Regions from separate parts of the Homo sapiens genome. Here region 1 is linked to region 2. The links are chromatin loops, found by intact Hi-C in ENCODE. Cell type or tissue: dorsolateral prefrontal cortex. All regions are shown on one strand. Each heading gives the region's core, and the rest is flanking DNA. Links, peaks and the distances in the headings are about the cores only.

Region 1 (9,175 bases), core at 753-8,752, 380 kb before region 2:
GCTAACTAAAAACTATCCAATGAAATTGCTTGTTTCTAACTGACAGTGCCCAGGAGATATGGAGCTCCAACAGCGCAGGGGCACTTTCTCATTCTTGGTCACTCCTGAGTCCCCAGTGTCTGCAGCAGCTCCTGGCCCTGAGTGGGTACGTGATAAATTGCGGGGTGACTGAATCAATGTGTGTGGGGAGGGGCATGTTAAATGGAGCACACTTCCATCCCTGGAGCATGCACTACACGTGTTTGGAGACATGCATCTCCCTTCCTGTAATTCACTTACCACATCCTGCGGTTATTACCGCCTCCATTCACAGAGAAGGAAACCAGGGCTCCAAGAGGTAAACTTGCTTAATATCTAGCTCCCAAGATTTGAGACTTTTCAAACCACACCAGAGAAGAGTGAAATAATATCCAACCTATAACACCACGCCACAGCCAGAAGACAGACTGGGGGTGAGGCTTAGTGTCATCTAGGCCTAATGGTATATATGGGTGTTTGGGTGCTGCCTTTAAACCATCCTGTTAACATGCCCTCACTGCACAACGAGACATGCCATTCCTCTCTCTCTTTCTTCGTCTCTCTCTGTCTCTTACACACACACACACACACACACACACACACACACACACACACACACACACACACACAGTCCTCCCAAGCCACCCACATTTAATTGAGTGAATCCTCCTGAAGTGTTCAACTTAATCGGGCAAATCCTACTGAAGTGTTTTTACTTAATTGGCATGATTAACTGTTGAAATCCTGGAGCCACAACCCCCAAATGAATTGTTAATAATCCTTTCCTGTGCAGCAACAGGAGTGCCCCTTCCTGTAGCAGCTCATGCAGGGGACTTAGCCTGAGAGTACTTTAGCTCTCAGTGGCTGCGTGATCACCACCCACAGTGACAGAGCCCTGGACACGGAGATCATTTAAAAGGTACTCATAAAAATGGGAGGAAAGAAGTGGGCCCTGCTTCCACAAAAGGAAACGAAACTCTGCATAATTAATCAATCAAGTATATCAGGTAAAAGAGCTGCATGAGAAGCAAAGGAAGATCATTAAAAAAAGATAACACATTAATCCCTACTGCAGTTCAAAATAAAATTATCATCAATCCTAGAGACAATCGGATCATTTAGGGTCCATGTTGCACAACTCTTCTATTTTAAAATGGTGGAACTAATCAGGAAAAGAAGCTGGATGCTGTGACAAAAGTGACAAACGCAGGTGTCCACTGCCTTCTGACAGTGGATCTTGGGGAATCAAGGTCGAAGGAATTCCAGACAGAACATGAAAATCATTGTAATGCACACCCAATGGACACACAGGGTAATGCTGACCCTGAAGTGAGGCACTTTCACTCACAGCACAAAAGCATGTCCTGAATCTCATAGGGTGCACTCCTACATACAACTGGGAAATATGAAAGCTCAAAGAAATACTGTGGAAAAACACATTTCCAACCCTTAACGTAAGTGGTATTACTCTCCTTCTTTCAATGGGATCTGAAGATAGTCTAAAGACTATAAACTCCCAGAAAGCAAAGGCCCTGTCAAGGTCAGCTGTGAATTGCACACTGGACCTAGGCAAGCACCATTACACTGCAGCTGTTTAACAAACATCTGCTAGAATAAATGGAAAATAGTGATGTCAATGTCAACCTACTGCCTGATAATTTGAAAAATTATGCTTTCTAAAACATGAAAGCTCATGTGAGTGAACAAATCTTCCTGCTAACGTGCTTTAGATCACAATGTAAATTTTAACCAACTTATTTAAATCAAATTTACTGCATGGAAACAGAAAACACTAAGAGTCTCAAAATAATCATTCCACTTTGATGTGGAAGAACAGAAATGAAGAGTTGAACTCAACAGAGACAAAAAACAACCCACGTCACAAAATGTAGTAATAATGAGATGTTTTCTGGTTGCCTTTGGATTAAGAACATCCCTGCCTCACTGCTGGATGTTTGGCTACTGGCTAACGGTAGCTTCTGAGCCTAAAGACCAGCGTTCAACTGATTTTATCGCACAAATAGCCAAGCAACATTCTCTAACAGGTGCGCTGTCCTTCCCTGGGCAGGGGAAAGGCAGCAAGACCACCCAAATAAGGCTCCTCTGGAAGGTTCCAGAAGCTTCCAAGGGGTGCCAGAAACACCTGGACTCTCTGAAGCATCTAAATAAAGACCTGGAGCAGAATGTCCTCAGGCCCTAAAGCTTGAGTTTACCCAGAAGACAACAGGTGGCTTGTGTTCTGCTCAGTTCTAGGCCAGAGCAACGGGTGTCTTCAAAGGTTTCCACTCACAAAAGATCCAATTCAGATGGATGCCTTCAGCTCCCTCTCCCATCCAAAAGGGAGATTAGACTCCAGATTCTCTTTCCTGAATATCTTTTCTCCTGTGAGTTGTATTGCTTGGATTGAGAGAACTGTCTCTGGGCAAAGACAGTTCAGCAACAGTGGCACAGATGAAAATATAAGTGCTTCCGGAACCAAAACGATACTCCTCACCATGTTGTAACCCCACCTATAGGGTCTTCTGATAGCATGCCCAGCGTCAAAGCCAGCAGACACCATGCATAAACACCCAGACTTACCCAAAAGAGACACACACGGATGACTCATCATGCCTCAGAACTACTCCAAGGGATCAGCCTGGCAGGTAAGGCCCCATCTGTTGGATTGCAATAATTCAGGTGAACAGAAGCAGACCTGTGTGCACCTCCCAGGAACATGTCCCCCACATTTTGGGGGATGTACTGAACTGGGCCAGATACAGGGTTCAACTGAATATATACTGCCACGATCTGGATCCACCCTAGCCAGGCCAGGATGCAACCCTTGAGCCAAGCCCTGGGCCACGCTGAGCCTGGCCTTCATGTTCTTTCCACCTGACAGGCCAGGAGGCGGAAGTGAAGGCCCCACGTGGGCCCATCCCGTCCCGTCCCAAAGCAGCAAACAGGCTGCTACTCGAAGTAGCAGAATCCTGAAGGGCCTAAAGAGAGGGTGTCTCACCAGGAAAGTCTGTCTCTCTTGGGGTATTTGTGTCTGTGTGTGCCTTTTTCTGTATGTGTGGGTGGGAAGGCATCTGTTTCCTCTCACTTTGCCTGGGCACCTGTCTCTTTCTGTTTGGGTTTCTATCTTATTTCCTTTCTATAAAAAGCCAGAAGGTAGACCAGAAGGGGATTTTGTAGTGTTTGTTGTACTTAATTGAGGAAAGCTTTGTGTTCCCATTTCTCCAAGAAGATTCATGGCATCTTACTAAAAATCGAAATAAATTTTAAGTATAGCTTCCTTTAGGTAACATCGCCTGGATACAAAGGTCGAAATTGGGGGTGGGGTGGGATGCTATGCAAATTGCAAAGAGCCCAGGGCCATCCAAGGAGCCCAGGCAGGTTTGGGTAAGGGCTGGATCACTGGGTGAGAAAGTTGGTGTGGAGTTCACTAAGAACTCATGTGGGAGTTTCGCAGGTTTGGGAGAGACCAAGGAGTCTGCATTTTTCAACAAGCACCCCAGGAGATTATGATGCAGAGCTGCACCTCCTTAACACTGGGCCTGTCTAGAATCTGGAGGTTCCCAGATTCTCCAACTCTCAGAATCTCTGTTACTGACAGGATTCCTGCCCAGGAACCTGCTGAAATGGGAGCCCACTATCTCTGAGTCTGTGCTGATGGTTAGAAGAGAATTCACAAGTTCTGGTAGATTTCCAAGGGGTCCCTCACAGACAGAAGGCTGCAAATTACTGCTCAATAGGGTTCTATATATAAAACTCAGTGTCTGACCCAGTTCAGTACATCCCCCTAGTAACATTTTGTGGGGATGTACTGAACTGGGCCAGATACTGTGCAAGTGGCTTCTACTTGAAGGTCCAATGTTGCAGGGTTGGGGGAAGGTGAGGGTGGGGAGGGGCTGAGGCAGCATTAGTACCTAGGGGAGGTGCTGTTCCAGCAATCCCATCTGAAATTCTCTTGTAAAGGAAAAATGTCGGGCTGAGGTTGAAGAGGAAATGTTTCATTGACTAAGGAGACTGGAGGGGGCCGCATGCCCAGCTAGGTCAAGGCTGGCTGGAGGGCTTCAGTTGGAACAAGGTGGCAGGGTGGGACCTCTGGGAAGTGGGCCAGGAATGGGGGCAGGGGGTTGTTTGAAAGGGACCATGGACTTTGGGCGGCAGGCGAGTGGGGGGTGTGTGTGGAAAAGATATATAATTAATCACCCAAATATAGACTGGAGGAGCCAGCAAAGGAGTTTAAGGGGGCGGGGGCACTGAAGTGGGAGATGGCGGCCCCCAGTAGGGCGACAGAAAAAGACTGGTTCAGACAGAGGGCCTTGAGCTCGGCTCACCGCCCCCTTTCCCCTGCCTCTCCACAGCTCTCTCTCTAGGCTACCTACCGGCCCCCATTCTCCCCACCAAGCTGAGGCTTAACCGCCCCCCCCCACTCCCACCCACTCAAAAGGAAAGGAGGGACTCCCCAGCGGGAACTGTTCCCACCTGGCCCACCCTCCCAGCTCCCAGACTGCGGCTCAGTCCCTCCCCTAGACCAGGGAAAAGTCCTTTAACCCCCACCCCTACAATGCCCCCTCCAGATCGGGCTCCTAGGAGCTAGGGGCAGGGGTCCTTTCTCTCCGCCCCTGAGCGGTTCCCATCTCCTAGCGTCCCCCAAAGAGCAGAGCAGGCCTCTACACTTTAGCGATTCCCACCCGGGATCGCCGCCCCCCGCCCGCCTCGGGAAGGCCTTCGGGCCTCTTCGTACTCGTCATCCGGGACCCGTTCCCTGCTCTGGCCCGCCCAAGGCCGAGCAGCTCTCCAACTGCCCAGAGACGCCCCCTCCCTCCACCGTGCACTCTTCTGCGGCCCGCACACTCGCTCCAGCCCCGCACACAGTCCTGCACCCCCTGCACATCCTCTCGCGGCCCTGCACGCTCACTCAGGTCCACACGTCCTCCTGCCGCCCCCACGATCACCTCCGCCCTGCGGCCCCTCCAGCGCCCCCCGCACATCCTCCCGCGGCCCGCACACTCACCCAGGCCCGGCGGCGGCCGACGCGCGGCCCTCGGTGGAGCGGCGCTGGCGCGGCCCAGGCAGGCCTGGCGTGGCAGGAAGCGCCACGGAGCCGCCCGTGCCCAGCCGAGCTAACAGCCCCGCGGCGCGTTTCCGGAGCCGTGAGCGCCGCCGGGGGTTCTGAGGGAGCGAGGCCCCGCCCCGGCCCCAGTCTCGTCCCCGATTGGCCCGGGAAGGGGGCGTGGCGGGAAGGGGGCGGGGTTTGGGCGGGGGCGGACTGGGCAGGCAAGTCTGATCAGCCTGCGGGGGAGCGGCGCGCGCGGGCTGGACGCTTGGGTGGAGGTGGGGAGGAGTGGAATGAGCGTGCGAATGAATGAATGAACGAGCGAACAAATCGACCAGCAGACGAAGGAAGGAACGAAGGAATGGAAGGGACCTCTCCCCCTTGGGCATCTTCAAGATGGTGGTGGGGGGAGTGAAGGGTCGGGAACTGAGGGCGAAGACTGGAAAGCCAGTATTCTGTATGAATGGAATCAGATCGTATGTACTATTGTGTGTCTGGATTCTTTCATTCAACGTGATGTTTTCAAGATTTATCTATGTTGTTGAATGTGCTATCGCTGAGTAGTATGCTATTGTTTGGATATATCAGAGTTGGTTTGTTCATTCACCAGGTTATGATCTGGGCTGTTTCCAGTTTGGGCGATTATAAATAAAGCTACTATGAATATTCATGTACACATCTTTGTGTGGACATATGCTTTCATTTTTCTTGGGCAAATACCTAAGAGATGAATTGCCACATCACAGGATAGTTTTATGTTTTATAAGAAACTGCCAGAATGTATTCCAAAGTGGTTGTGCAATTTACATTCCCACCAGAAATGTATGCGAGCTCCTTTTCTTTCCCATCCTCATCAACATTTGAGGTTGTCAGCCTTTATTTTTAGCCATTTGAAAGGGTGGGAAGTGGCATCTCATTGTTATTTCAATTATCATCTCCCTGATGACTAATTATGTTGAGTATGCTTTTATGTGCTCACTGGCCATTTCTATATCTTTCTTTGTAAAGTGTCTGTTCAAGTAGTTTGCCCAATGTTATGTGCAGTATATATATATGTATATATATGTGTGTGTGTATATATAGAGAGAGAGACAAAAGAGAAAGCTAGCCCATTATGTGCAATGTGTGTGTATATATGTGTGTGTGTATGTATGTATATATATATACACACACATGTAGTTCCTGAGAAATTTTATGTTTTCAACTTTCATTTTAGATTTAGGGGGTACATGTGCAGGTTTGTTGCCTGGGTATAGTGTGTGATGTTGAGGTTTGGGGTACGAATGACCCTGTCATCCAAGTACTGAACATAGTACACAATAGTTAGTTTTTAAACCCTTGACCCCTCCTTCCCTGACCCCTCTTGTAGTTCCCATTGTTTGTTGTTCCCATCTTTATGCGCACGAGTACCCGATGTTTAGCTCCCACTTATAAATGAGAATGTGTGGCATTTGGTTTTATGTTCCTGCATTAATTCACTTAGGATAACAGCCTCTAGCTGCATCCATGTTGCTGCAAAGGACATGATTTCATTCTTTTTTTATGGCTGCATAGCATTCTGTGGTGAATGCCTACCACATTTTCTTTATCCAATCCACCACTGATGATCACCTAGGTTGATTCCACGTCTTTGCTATTGTGAATAGTGCTGTGATGACCATACAGGTGCATGTGTCTTGGTGGTAGAATGATTTATTTTCCTTTGAGTATATACCCAGTACTGGGATTGCTGGGTCAAATGGTAGCTCTGTTATAAGTTGTTTGAGAAATCTCCAAACTGCTTTCCACAGTGGCTGAAATAATTTACATTCCCATCAGCAGTGTATAAGTATCCCCTTTTCTCCACAGTCTCTCCAGCATCTCTTATTTTTTGACTTTTAAATAATGGCCATTCTCACTGGAGTGAGATAGTGTCCCATTGTGGTTTTGATTTGCATTTCTCTGATGATTAGTGATGAGAGCATTTTTTTCATATGTTTTTTGGCCACTTGTATGTCTTCTTTTGAGAAGTGTCTGTTCACGTCTTTTGCCCATTTTTTGATGGGGTTATATTCTGGATATTAGACCTTTGTCAGGTGATTTTCTCCCATTCTGTAGGTTGTCTGTTTACACTGAGATATATTTGACAGACAATAAACTGTGAATTTGTCATGTTTCAGCTAAACAACTTGATAAGCTTTCACACACACACACACACACACACACACACACACACACGTATGAAACCATCACCACAATCAAGGCAATAAGGATTTCCATCACCTTCAAAGTTTCCTCATGCCCATGACTATCCCTTTCTCTTCTCCTCTCCTGTCCCCAGGCAACCAATGATCTGCTTTCTGTCACTATAGGGTATTTTCTAGAATTTTATATAATAAAATGTTATAATAAGTCTTCTTTTGTGTTTGGTTCCTTTCACTCAACAAAATTATTTGGAAATTGTCTTAGTCCATTTGCACTGCCATGAAAAAATGCCTGAGACTGGATGTTGTGGTTTGAATGTATCCCTTCCAAAATTCAGGTGTTGCCAATGTGATATTATTAAGAGGTGAGGCATTGTCATTGTCTACTTTATATAGTATTAAATGGACAGAAGGAAGAAGAGGGAGAGACCCAGATCTATTAAAAGGTGATTAGACCAGAGGGCTACTCCCTCGGAATGGAATTAAGGCCCTTATAAAAGAGGCTTCATGCAGCATCTGGTTAGCTTGCTGTTTTGCGTCTGCCTTCCACCATATGAGGACATGGTAAGAAGGCCCTCACCACACACCAAACTCTGAGATGATCATTAGCATTTTTAGCAATAAAATATTTTAAAATTAAGATGAGTACATTTTTTTTCAGACATAATACTACTGTACACTTAACAGGCTATAGCTTTTGTATGCACTGGGAAACCAAAAAATTTGGGTAACTGGCTTATTGTGATATATGCTTTATTGCCCTGGTCTGGAACAGAAGGCATACTATCTCAGAGGTATGCCTGTATCTATTTCTTTTTGACTGAGCTTTGCTATTTGTATCTTTCAAGAAATTTGCCCATTTCATGTAAGTAGCCAAATTTATTAATATAAAATTGTACACAATGTTCTATTATTATCTGCAGTGATAACACCACCCTGATTCCTGATATTGGTAATCTGTGTGTTTTATTTGTTTCTTAATCTGTGTTTCTCTTCTTTCTTCTGTCCATTTAATACCATATAAAGTAGACAATGACAATCATTTTTATATTAACCATTCTTTGTTTGGGGCATTGCCTATCCCATGAAGTAGAGTTTGCCTCCCACTCTAGATCTCAAAGATGGTTAGTATTCACTCTCCCAGCTTCTCTTGTAGCTACAGCATGGGCACCTAACTCAGGCTCCACCAATCATATGAACCTACTATCCACTGAGTCTGAGGCCCGAGGTGGGAAGAAGCAGGGTCCCCACAGATTTCACTCAGGCTGGGCTGCTGGTGGCAGGCGTCGTGCCACCCATTCCCTGAGAAGCACTGGTAGCCGTGGTTCTCTTGGCAGCATCCCGAGTCTTGCAATGTCTGCCCAGTCATTGGTGGGAGCCACAGGGGAGCCTGAACTGCTGAGCACTGCGGTGAGATTTGTAATCTTGTTCCTCTCTGCAAAGGTGAGTTTCTTGCTTGTCTGCATGTGAGTGTGGGCCACAGAGGATGCTGTGCTGGGTGGCTAAAACTCAGAGACCCAGAGAGCAGATTTTAGGGTGGCCATGGCAGAGGGAAAGCAGGAGGGGCAATACCTGGGAGTAGAGAAGCACCGTGTTGAGGAGCTCCATGTTTGGCCTGTACACTCTGCCCAAATCTCTGGTTGACCCTGGAGCCATGCAAGCACAGGGCTGAGTCCAAGAAAAGAACTGAGCAGAGGTTTCAGCTGATGCCCAATACCAAAGAAACGGAGTCTGGAGATTGCAGTTGGTACCCAATACAGAGGAGACTTCATGTGAGTTTAGCTAGTTTAGTTGTCTACTAAGACAACAAACCACCACCACCACCACCACCACCACCACAACAACAATAACAAACAATGACTCATCTTCGGAGAAATATAACAGAAACCAAGAAGCCAAATCTACTAGAATTCATTATGGACAGTGT
Region 2 (9,175 bases), core at 627-8,626:
TGTGTGGCCCCTTGGCTAATGGCCTGCTAGAAACTGGGGAAGGCACTAAATGGGAAGCAACATGGAACAAAAGCCAAGTCCTTTACCGCCAAGGAGGAAGTGGCGGAGGAACATCTCCCAGGTTGCTAGATAGCCCTTCTTACGTGGTAGAGCTGGAGTCCAATTCACTTGCGGGGGCTGGAATATAAATGTGAGGCTGCTCAGATGTGGCAGTGACAGTAACAGTGACCATGCAGCTCGAGGGGCTCCTCACCCTGAAAGAAATAAAGGGAGGGGTGGGCACGTCAACCTGGGAGCTGACACCTTCCAGGGTCAAACAGGCTTTTCTGAGCCTAACCCTTGAGCACTGCTCTTGAAGCTTCCTCCAAGACCAACAAATGGAACTTCTCACTTTACAGATAAGCAAACCCAGGCTAGGTGAGTTGAGACATGTCCCAGGTCACATCGTGAGTCAGTAGCAAGACCCCAATCTTCCAGTGTCCACTCAGTACTCCTGACTGCAGCCAAGGGCCTTGGCCTCTGTGATTCACTCAGTTAGAGTGGAATCATGGGGCTCCCGGGGATGTGACAGTCAGGAGGGTGCAGAAGGGGAAGACACAGCCCAGCTCACCTCCTCACTGGATGGGACGGTCCCTTACTAGGATCAGCTCCTTCTGCCACCCTGCAGGGAACTCTCTAGAGAACACAAGGCCAAGGGGCAGAGGACCAAATGAAATTAGGCATCATTGAGGAGGAAAGTCAGATGCACCTCATTCCCAGCAGAGGCGGGAAACTGACCGGTGTCGAAGTTTTTCTGAACCTCCACACTTCAGCTGCCAGATATGGCCCTTGGCCTGGAATCCAACCTCCTCGGCAGCCCAAAAGGGCTTTTCTCTGGCCAAGCCAATATCGGCTCTCACTCTGCCTGCCCCCAGGCTATGAGCCTCATTACCAAAGCTGCCGTAGCTGTCAACTGCAGTTCAGGGCACGATGTTGGGCAGCACCACTGACCACTTGTTTGCACCTTCCAACTTAAGTCTGCTCACCCTCCAAAGGCCTGAGGCCAGCACTATGGGTGCACACTGCCCTGGGCTGATTCTGGCTTTTCTCCAACATGCTGTGGCTCAGATCATACTCCAGATATGGCTGCCTCCATCTGGCCCAGGCTACTGGGTATTGTCCCCTTGCCAGAGAATCCAATGCCTAAGATTACAACTAGTTGAAGAGTGGGGAAAGGGAAGAACAATCATGGTCTAGCATCTGCCTAGCTCTCTCGCCTCATAGTCTCAAACTGTATCACGTGCCACTCAAGCCGTACAGACCAGCCTGCAGTTCCCCTGGACTTCCAGGCTCTCATATGCCTTTGCAGACAATATCACCTCCTCTGGGAAGCCCTTCCTGAGGGCCTGCCCTCCTACCTCACCTCAGTGTACCCAATCATCCTGTACCTGTTCCTGCTTCACCCTATGACAAAGAAATATACCATAGAGACTGGAGAAGGTGGACTGGATGGGAGAGGAGGCCCCACAAAAATCTGAAAAGATACACGGGGGATAAAATGCAGAGCCAACAAGTGAGAAAAGGATTGATTCTAAGAGGAAGGAAGGAAGACCTCCTACTGACTGAACAACTACCAGGTGTCTGGTATCCTGTGATCCATGTCAGCAGAATACTGAAGGGGACGGCGCAACTGAAGAGGCAAGGTAAAACAGAAATTCCCTGGAGCTACTTGGGAAGCTGAGGCAGGAAGATCACTTGAGGCCAGGAATTCAAAAACAACCTGGGTAACACAGTGAAACACCGCCTCTTAAAAAAAAGAAAAAATGCCCTGGGCATCCCCCCAGGACTGCAATGTGAGCAATAGGAGCCCTCCCAATAGCCTCCTCTCCCTCACCTACAAGACCCTACAGGGCCCAGCTCCTGCCCCCTGCTCACCTCACCCCGTACCCTCCAAGCACAGGGCTCATTGTTCAGGCCCTCCTCCCTATCTTCTTTGTCCACAATGCCTCTCCCCAGGTTCTTTGGAAGGCAGGCTCCTCCAGATGTTTCAGGTCTCAGCCGAACTGTCTCCTCCTCGATAGAAAAGCTTTCCCTAACCATCCTTGCTCTAACCCCTCTCCATCAGAGCACCTGGTTTCTTTCCTTCCTGGGCTTATCACAAATGGAGGGGCAGTATGGATGCCACAGCGATGAACAGTACAGGCTCTGATCTCTGTCTGGATTCTAATCTCGGTTAGGCCACTTCCTGGCTGCAAAACTGCCAGCAAATTACTTAACCTCCATCTGCCTCAGTTTCTCCATAATAAAAGCACCTCCTTGAGTTGGTGTGAGAATTAAATGAGTGAGTCCACATAAGGCATGCAGAACAGTGCCTGCACATTCTCAGCACACAGCAGGTGCTAATGGTTATTACGATCATGCTTATTCCTTAGTGGACTATGTGCTCTTTGAGGGCGGCTGGATGGGGCCTTAGCCATCGTGTTCACTGTGTACATGGCTGCTCACAGGAGGCTCTTAGTATGCAGCATCTCTAGCCGGCGGCCCATGGCTCCTGGTTATTCCCAAACTCATGGCCACTTTGGGAAAAAAAAATCTCTGGGGAACAAAGGGAGCTCTCAAAAGACACGTGCACCTTCTTTCACCATCATCAACTGCAGCTCCAGGCAGTGATAAAGCAAGGACCTCTGGCCTCACACAGAAAAGGACCAGAGGGAAACTGAGGCTGGCTGCTGGCATGCATCCCATGTGTTAGGTTTGAGAGACCAGAGCCAGGCTGAGGAATGCAAGAGGTCAGCAAAAATTTTCTTTGCTGAGTTCCTTGGCAAGATAAAGCTAGCACAGCCCTCTCCTCACCCTGTTCCTGAAGCCACCCTATCAAAGCAATGGATCATGGCAGGAGAGTGAAGGCAGAGCCAGAATACTTCATTGGCAGGGACAAGATGAGGAAAGACTGGAAGCTGGTCAAGGGAATGACCTGGAACTGGGAGACAGAGAGAGCACAGAGATCACAGCAAGGCAATGGGTCAAAATCAGTTAAGTGGACAGGACGATCGCCACAAAATACCAGAAATAAGGACATCTTGAAAATGCAGCCAGTCCTGCCTCGAACTGGAAGCCTCTACCACATGTCCTGCCAGTGCAAGAGCCAATAGGTGGGTTCCCAGTGACCAAAGCTGGATGTGAGAGCCAGAAAATTCTGTCACAGAGAGGGAGATGAAGTTCACCTGGCAGGAATGGGTAAAATGTCATCAAATCATGGCATTCTCTCCTGCCCTCTAGGCCCTGCCCATGTTGCAATGGCTGTGAAGCACTTCCTGAGACCACACTGTTTCCAGTTCAACAACTCCAGTTTTCCATGGATTTTTGGAAATGACAATTGACAGAATGTTTCAGGATGATATAAAATCTGATACTAGATTGCCTGTAAAAACATTTTCAAAACTCAATTATTTTCAAATGTGAAAAAATATGCTACAAGTCACCTAGGATTTCAAAATTGGGAAAGTTCTTACAGCTACCACAAACATCACAATTGGGTGTGGATCCACACTGATCTACAAAGGCCAGAAGCCAGGAAACTACCACTTTGGGAGACCTGAGCTGCTCACAGAAAAGCACAAGCATCTGGTGTTGTCTGTTCCCTAGTACCTGGCTGTTCCTTGGTTCTTGGTCTCTCTCAGAAAATTCAGAGCCCCTGTTTCCTCAGGCTACTGCTGCCAACTTCTTGCAATCAATGAGCAACCCTGAGTCAGCACTGTGGAGCTACATTACTGTCCAAATCCATGGCCATCCCAGTGCTGATGGCAGTGGAAGAGCTCATCCAACTGGTACAGTTGTTATTTCTGGCAGTGAATCACATCCACACCATGGCACACCTTGCTCAGAGAGTTTCCATCTCCATTAACAGAAAAAGCAACCTATATCCCTCCCCTGACCCAGGTTTCCAGGTTCGAACTGGCTGCCAGACAACCTGGTTCTCTGTGCATCCTTTCTGTGCCAGACTTAGTCTAACAGATTTGATGCTATGGCTCCAAGCTGAAACCCATGAATATCTACCCCTGAGATGCTGGTTTCTCTCCTTCCCTCTGGCTCCTAACCACACTCACCTGCAGAGGATAAACAGGCATGCCTAGTGTGTGGGGGTTTGTCCTGGGTTGCTGCCCTGGACAAAAACACTGGCTCTAGCAGGTAAGGTCCCAGTGCAGTTTGGCTCGTACCTGCTGGTGCAGCTCTCTCGTCTGACGAATTGCTCAGATCCGCTGGGGCTGTTCTGCTGTTCTGGGGTACTGGGATCTGCAGGTTGCTGAGTGGGTACAGCTGGGTCTCCTTGGCCACCTCTTGGGGCTCCAGGCCTGTCCTGCCAGGCCTCTCCGACCTTGGTGGCCACATCCTTCCCCTCAAAATCAGTCAACACGCTGAGGAAGAATAAGACCCTTATGAAGTGAGTGCCCTGAGACTAGACTTTGTTCTCCCATGGCAGGTAGGCTGGCTGTCATGTCTCGTGGACTTGGAGGGACTCATCTCCCCAAGAGTGGGGCAGACAGGAAGGAGGCACAATCCCCACCCCAAGGAGCAGTCAGTCTCCTCCTCAGTAGGACCCCCGCAGTGCTGCTCCTTTCTGACAAGGGCAAAGTCACCTGACGACTTCAATGAGGTGTTAAAAGACATCGTCTTCTGGCTGGAAACACACTGGTATTCTTGTCCCCATCCTCCCACTGCCATCTCTCCTTTCTCCAGTTCTTTCCCGCCTCCGGCCTCTCTAGGAAGACCTAAGCCATTCAGCCTTCTTCCCTGACCATGGTGCTCAAGACCTGTGCGCTGGCCAGGCTCATCAAATACCCGGCAGTCTAGGGAGGAGCTTCTCCCCCAAGCTACCCTGGAGGGCTCGGTAGGGGCAAGGGTAGGGGAGTGCGCACGTGTTGGTCACCAGATTCCCAAATCCGCTGTTGACCCCACAAAGGGGGGAAGGGCCAGGAGAATCCAAAATTTCTTAGGCGGGGCCATTATGAGAACCCTAGACCCATTTGTGATCCTCGAGCGCCATCTGGCGGCAGGAACCGGGACTGCTGCAGAAAAAGCCTCTCCACGGTCGATCTCGCCCAAAACAACCATTTTCTTTGTTGATCGTCTCATTTCCCGGCGAGCACCGCAGGCAGAGTCTGCGGCTGCAGGAAATGGCGGCACGCGCAGGCGTACTCACGCCGGCCGCACCCCGGCCTGTGCACGCACGATCTCAGCGCGCGTGCGTGCACCCGCCCACTTATCGTTGTGACCGCGTAGTTTTCACATGTGGAACCTTCTTGTCTTCTTTATTGGAAGTAGTCATAGCTATTCCTGGAAAGCAATAGCATTTTCATCCCCTGCCCCCCTTTTTTTTTTTTTGAGACGGAGTTTCGGTCTGTCGCCCAGGCTGGAGTGCAGTGGTGTGATCTCGACTCACTGCAACCTCCGCCTCCCGGGTTCCAGAGATTCTGGGACTACAGGCGCCCGCTGCCACGCGTGGCTAATTCTTTGTATTTTAGTAGAGACGGGGCTTCACCTTGTTGGCCAGGCTGGTTGTGAACTCCTGAACTCAGGCAATCCGCCCGCCTCGGCCTCTCAAACTGCTGGGATTACAGGCGTGAGCCACCGTGCCTGGCCATCCCTTTTTTTTTACAGATGAAAAAGTTGACATAAGGGTCCAATTTGCAACTAATAGTAGTCAAAATGGAACTTCCTTGTTCCTGCTGCAGTTCAACCTGATCAGGTGACTCCTGCTACATACACTTTTAGCGTCTCTAAACTTAGTTCCTCCCACCTAACCCCAGCTGCTTCTCTTCCCCTTCCAGCAGCCAAACTCCTTAGAAAGAGCTGTCTACGCTCACTCTTGTCACCTTTTCCTTCCTTTCTTACCATCAACATTCCATGGAACCTATTAATTGCTTCTGGAAAACTGAGTTCCTTCTGGGTTACACATTACGCCCGGGAGGCAGCAAATTCTTACAGAAATGGTGACATCTTACGAAAGATAACTTACAGTGGAACATTCCAAATGAACAACAACACACTGAAGTGCATTTTAAAAAAAAATTCTTTTGTGTTGTGGCTTGGCTCCCGGGGCAATGGTGCAGAGAGCCAGATCACCAGGGCCACTCAGGGAAAGGGAGCCCAGAAGCCTGGCATGCCAGCAAAAGGGTAAATATCTCTTCCCAGTCAGATTTCAGGCTTCTCTCTCTCTGTGCAAACTGATTGTAAAATCACTGTTTATCTCCTCTGTAAAATTTTAATTAATGCAAAAAGGAATTCTGAGGCTGTCTAGTCTTAAGCTGTAGTCAATCTGGTATATTTTGTGCTATAAAGTCGTTTTTCTGTGTCGAGGGGTACCTTAGGATAAAACATGGGCTTGGGCCCCCATAAGCTTGCTGCTCAAGATGGCCCAGCAAGCTGGTCAGTGACAAACTTTGCTGCAGGTCCCTGAAACCAACAAAAAACTGGACAAGGTCGCCATCCTGTTTTATGTCCTTGGGAGCTTGACCTTGTAACCATGTGGCAGTACTTTCTCCTTGTCTCTACCTTCCAGGGAACAGGAATTTTAGGGTTCATATCATAGTTAGTTCTAAAAATTATCTTGACTAGTTAAAAGCCTTTGCAAGCTCAAAATTAACTACTCTAGACTCCTTCTGGGCTCAGTAGTTAAGGTTTTGCCCTTTCACAGTGGCAGTCTGGGTTCGATTCCTGGCTTAGGAAATAAGTCCTTTCTGGTTTAATATCTGCATGACCTTGTCTATACCTTTCTCCTCCATGGACTGTCTTAAATTTTCCTTTGAGCACCTGGGAGTTCGAGACCAGCCTGGCCAACATGATGAAACCCCCTCTCTACTAACATACAAAAAAAAAAAAATAGCCAGACATGGTGGCACACGCCTGTAGTCCCAGCTGCTCCAGAGGCTGAGGCAGGAGAACTGCTTGAACTGGGGAGACAGAGGTTGCAGTGAGCCGAGATCATGCCACTGTCAGCCTAGGCGACAGAACAAGACTCCGTCTCAAAAAAAAAAAAAAAATTAACCTTGTAAAAAATTTTATGTATGATAATACTAAATTTAAAAGGGTATTATTAGGTTTTTCCATAAATTGAACATGGACATAAAAGCACAACAGGTTTTCTTAGAGCACTAATCTGCTCTTCAACAAAAATTGTAAAGGGTTATAAAAGGTTTATAAAATTCTTACCTTATGTTCAAACTGATTAAGATTGAATACATTTGTCTATAAGGTTTTATTTAAGAATTGGGTTTGACATCGATAATGCACTAATGCAACAGTGACATTTGGCTTATTTGGTATAAAAATCATGGGAGGCATTGTCAAAATAAAAATACTGTTTTGTTTTGTTTTGAGACTGAGTTTTGCCCTCGTTGCCCAGGCTGGAGTGCAATGGCATGATCTCTGCTCACTGCAACCTCCACCTCCTGGGTTCAGGCGATTCTCCAGTCTTAGCCTCCCGAGTAGCTGGGATTACAGGTGCATGCCACCATGCCTGGCTAATTTTTCTATTTTTAGTGGAGACAGGGTTTCACCATGTTGGCCAGGCTGCTCTTGAACTCCTGACCTCAGGTTATCCGCCTGCCTCGGCCTCCGAGAGTGCTGGGATTACAGGTGTAAGCCACCGCGCTTGGCCAATAAAAATAATGTTTAATCTTCAGGGTATATTTTTAGTGAATTATATTAATATATATTCCAAAATTATATGGGGTTTCTAAAATTCTAATATGTATATCAAGTGCAGATTATAAAAATTCAGTCATACAGGATTAATGAAAAGATCACTTAGTGAAGTGAGTAGACTCTTCGTCTAGCTCATTCTTTATTTTATTTAATTTAGGCAGTTTGTTTTATGGGGACCTCAGGTAAACAGCATACTTCAAACTCTGGGTATTATCCTACTGGTAGTCATAGTAGTCTCCCCAGTGCACTGTATTCTCTCAAAGGTTTCAAATGTTTGCATGCAGCCATCTCTGAAATGTCAAATGGTCTCTCTTCAACTGGAATAACAAAACTGATTGAAATGTATGATTATGAGGACATCATAACCTATGAATGACATGCTGAGACTGGAAACCTAAAATGATGGTAACTAGGTAACTAAAAGTGGTGCTAAGGCCCTAAGTTTTGGTCACACTCTCACCTAAGTGAGAACCTGGCCAATAAGGGGAAATATTTTTTTTTTTTTTTTTTAGGTGGAGTCTCGCTCTGTCACCAGGCTGGAGTGCAGTGGCGTGATCTTGGCTCACTGCAACCTCTGACTGCCAGGTTCAAGTGATTCTCTTGCCTCAGCCTCCCGAGTAGCTGGGATTACAGGCGCATGCCACCGCGCCCGGCTAATTTTTGTATTTTTAGTAGAGACAGGGTTTCACCATGTTGGCCATGATGGTCTCGATCTCCTGAGCTCGTGATCTGCCCGCCTCAGCCTCCCTAAGTGCTGGGATTACAGGCATGAGCCACCACGCCCAGCCAAGGGGAATTTTTTAAACAAAATTCTGGCAAGCCATTGTTGTGTACTGAGCTCATGCACTAGGACCCAACAGACCAAACCAAACAAAATGGAGTTGCTCATGCTAAATGTAACATAATCAAACTAAGACTTTAAGGAAACAAATAGTTATTAAAACAGACCAGGTTTTGTTTTTGTCCTGTAAACAGAACATTCTAGCATAAAGAGGTACCTTCTACTCAGTCCTTATTCTCTCCTTACAAAACCCACTGTCCTCCTGTTTCCCAGTGGGTTTCAAGACCATATAAGTACATTTACAAGGGTAATAGTGATATCAATAACTAAGGTTTTTGTCAATCTCTCAAAGTTGAGAAAATGACCAAAAAGGGGGAATTGTTAAAGCAAATTAAATACGGCCTGAGAAGGACTCCATAGTTCTATATTTGAGTCTTTGTCAATAAACTGTAACCTAGAGGCAGACAAAATTGAAAACCTAACTTAGGAGTGTGTACCTGTAACAATAGCTAACTCTTGGCCAATCCCAGCGGCCATACTTCAACCATTCATACACTGGTGAGTGTTCAAACTGTGTTCAAATAAGGCATACCCCCAACCTGTAACCAATCCAGCCGTTCTGTACCTCACTTCCAATTTCTGTACGTCATTTCCCCCCCTCCACCTTTTTTTTAATCTATAAATCTTCCACCATGTAGCTGCACTGGAGTC

Evidence for each region. Peaks named below come from ENCODE experiments on the same cell type or tissue, not always from the same donor. Only the 100,000 strongest peaks of a DNase experiment are listed, where the experiment ranks them.
Region 1: it touches region 2 in a loop (2.7-fold over the local background); 3 of 110 quality-filtered maps call a loop at or near these places.

Annotation. Positions count from the first base shown.
Region 1 is chrX:153,330,134-153,339,308 of GRCh38, reverse strand. It overlaps ZNF275 (zinc finger protein 275), which reads right to left and starts at 5,156. Exons shown (of 4, transcript NM_001367757.1): 1 at 5,024-5,156; 2 at 2,599-2,675. The coding sequence starts at 2,629. MIR12129 (microRNA 12129) reads right to left here and starts at 3,847; the gene lies at 3,772-3,847. RefSeq lists silencers at 4,823-4,902, 4,993-5,362. In dorsolateral prefrontal cortex, for the core only: a CTCF peak has its summit at 5,189; DNase peaks (open chromatin) are centred at 4,760 and 5,238; H3K4me3 peaks cover 1,935 bases; H3K27me3 peaks cover 3,623 bases.
Region 2 is chrX:152,954,918-152,964,092 of GRCh38, reverse strand. It overlaps ZNF185 (zinc finger protein 185 with LIM domain), which reads right to left. Exons shown (of 25, transcript NM_001395254.1): 19 at 4,197-4,394; 20 at 144-254. Among named protein-coding and RNA genes, the nearest start is that of PNMA5, 35 kb to the left of the region's middle. RefSeq lists enhancers at 4,745-4,874, 4,885-4,934. In dorsolateral prefrontal cortex, for the core only: CTCF peaks have their summits at 4,830 and 5,031 (motif pointing left); DNase peaks (open chromatin) are centred at 5,042 and 5,505; H3K4me3 peaks cover 1,402 bases; H3K27ac peaks cover 1,966 bases; H3K27me3 peaks cover 4,727 bases.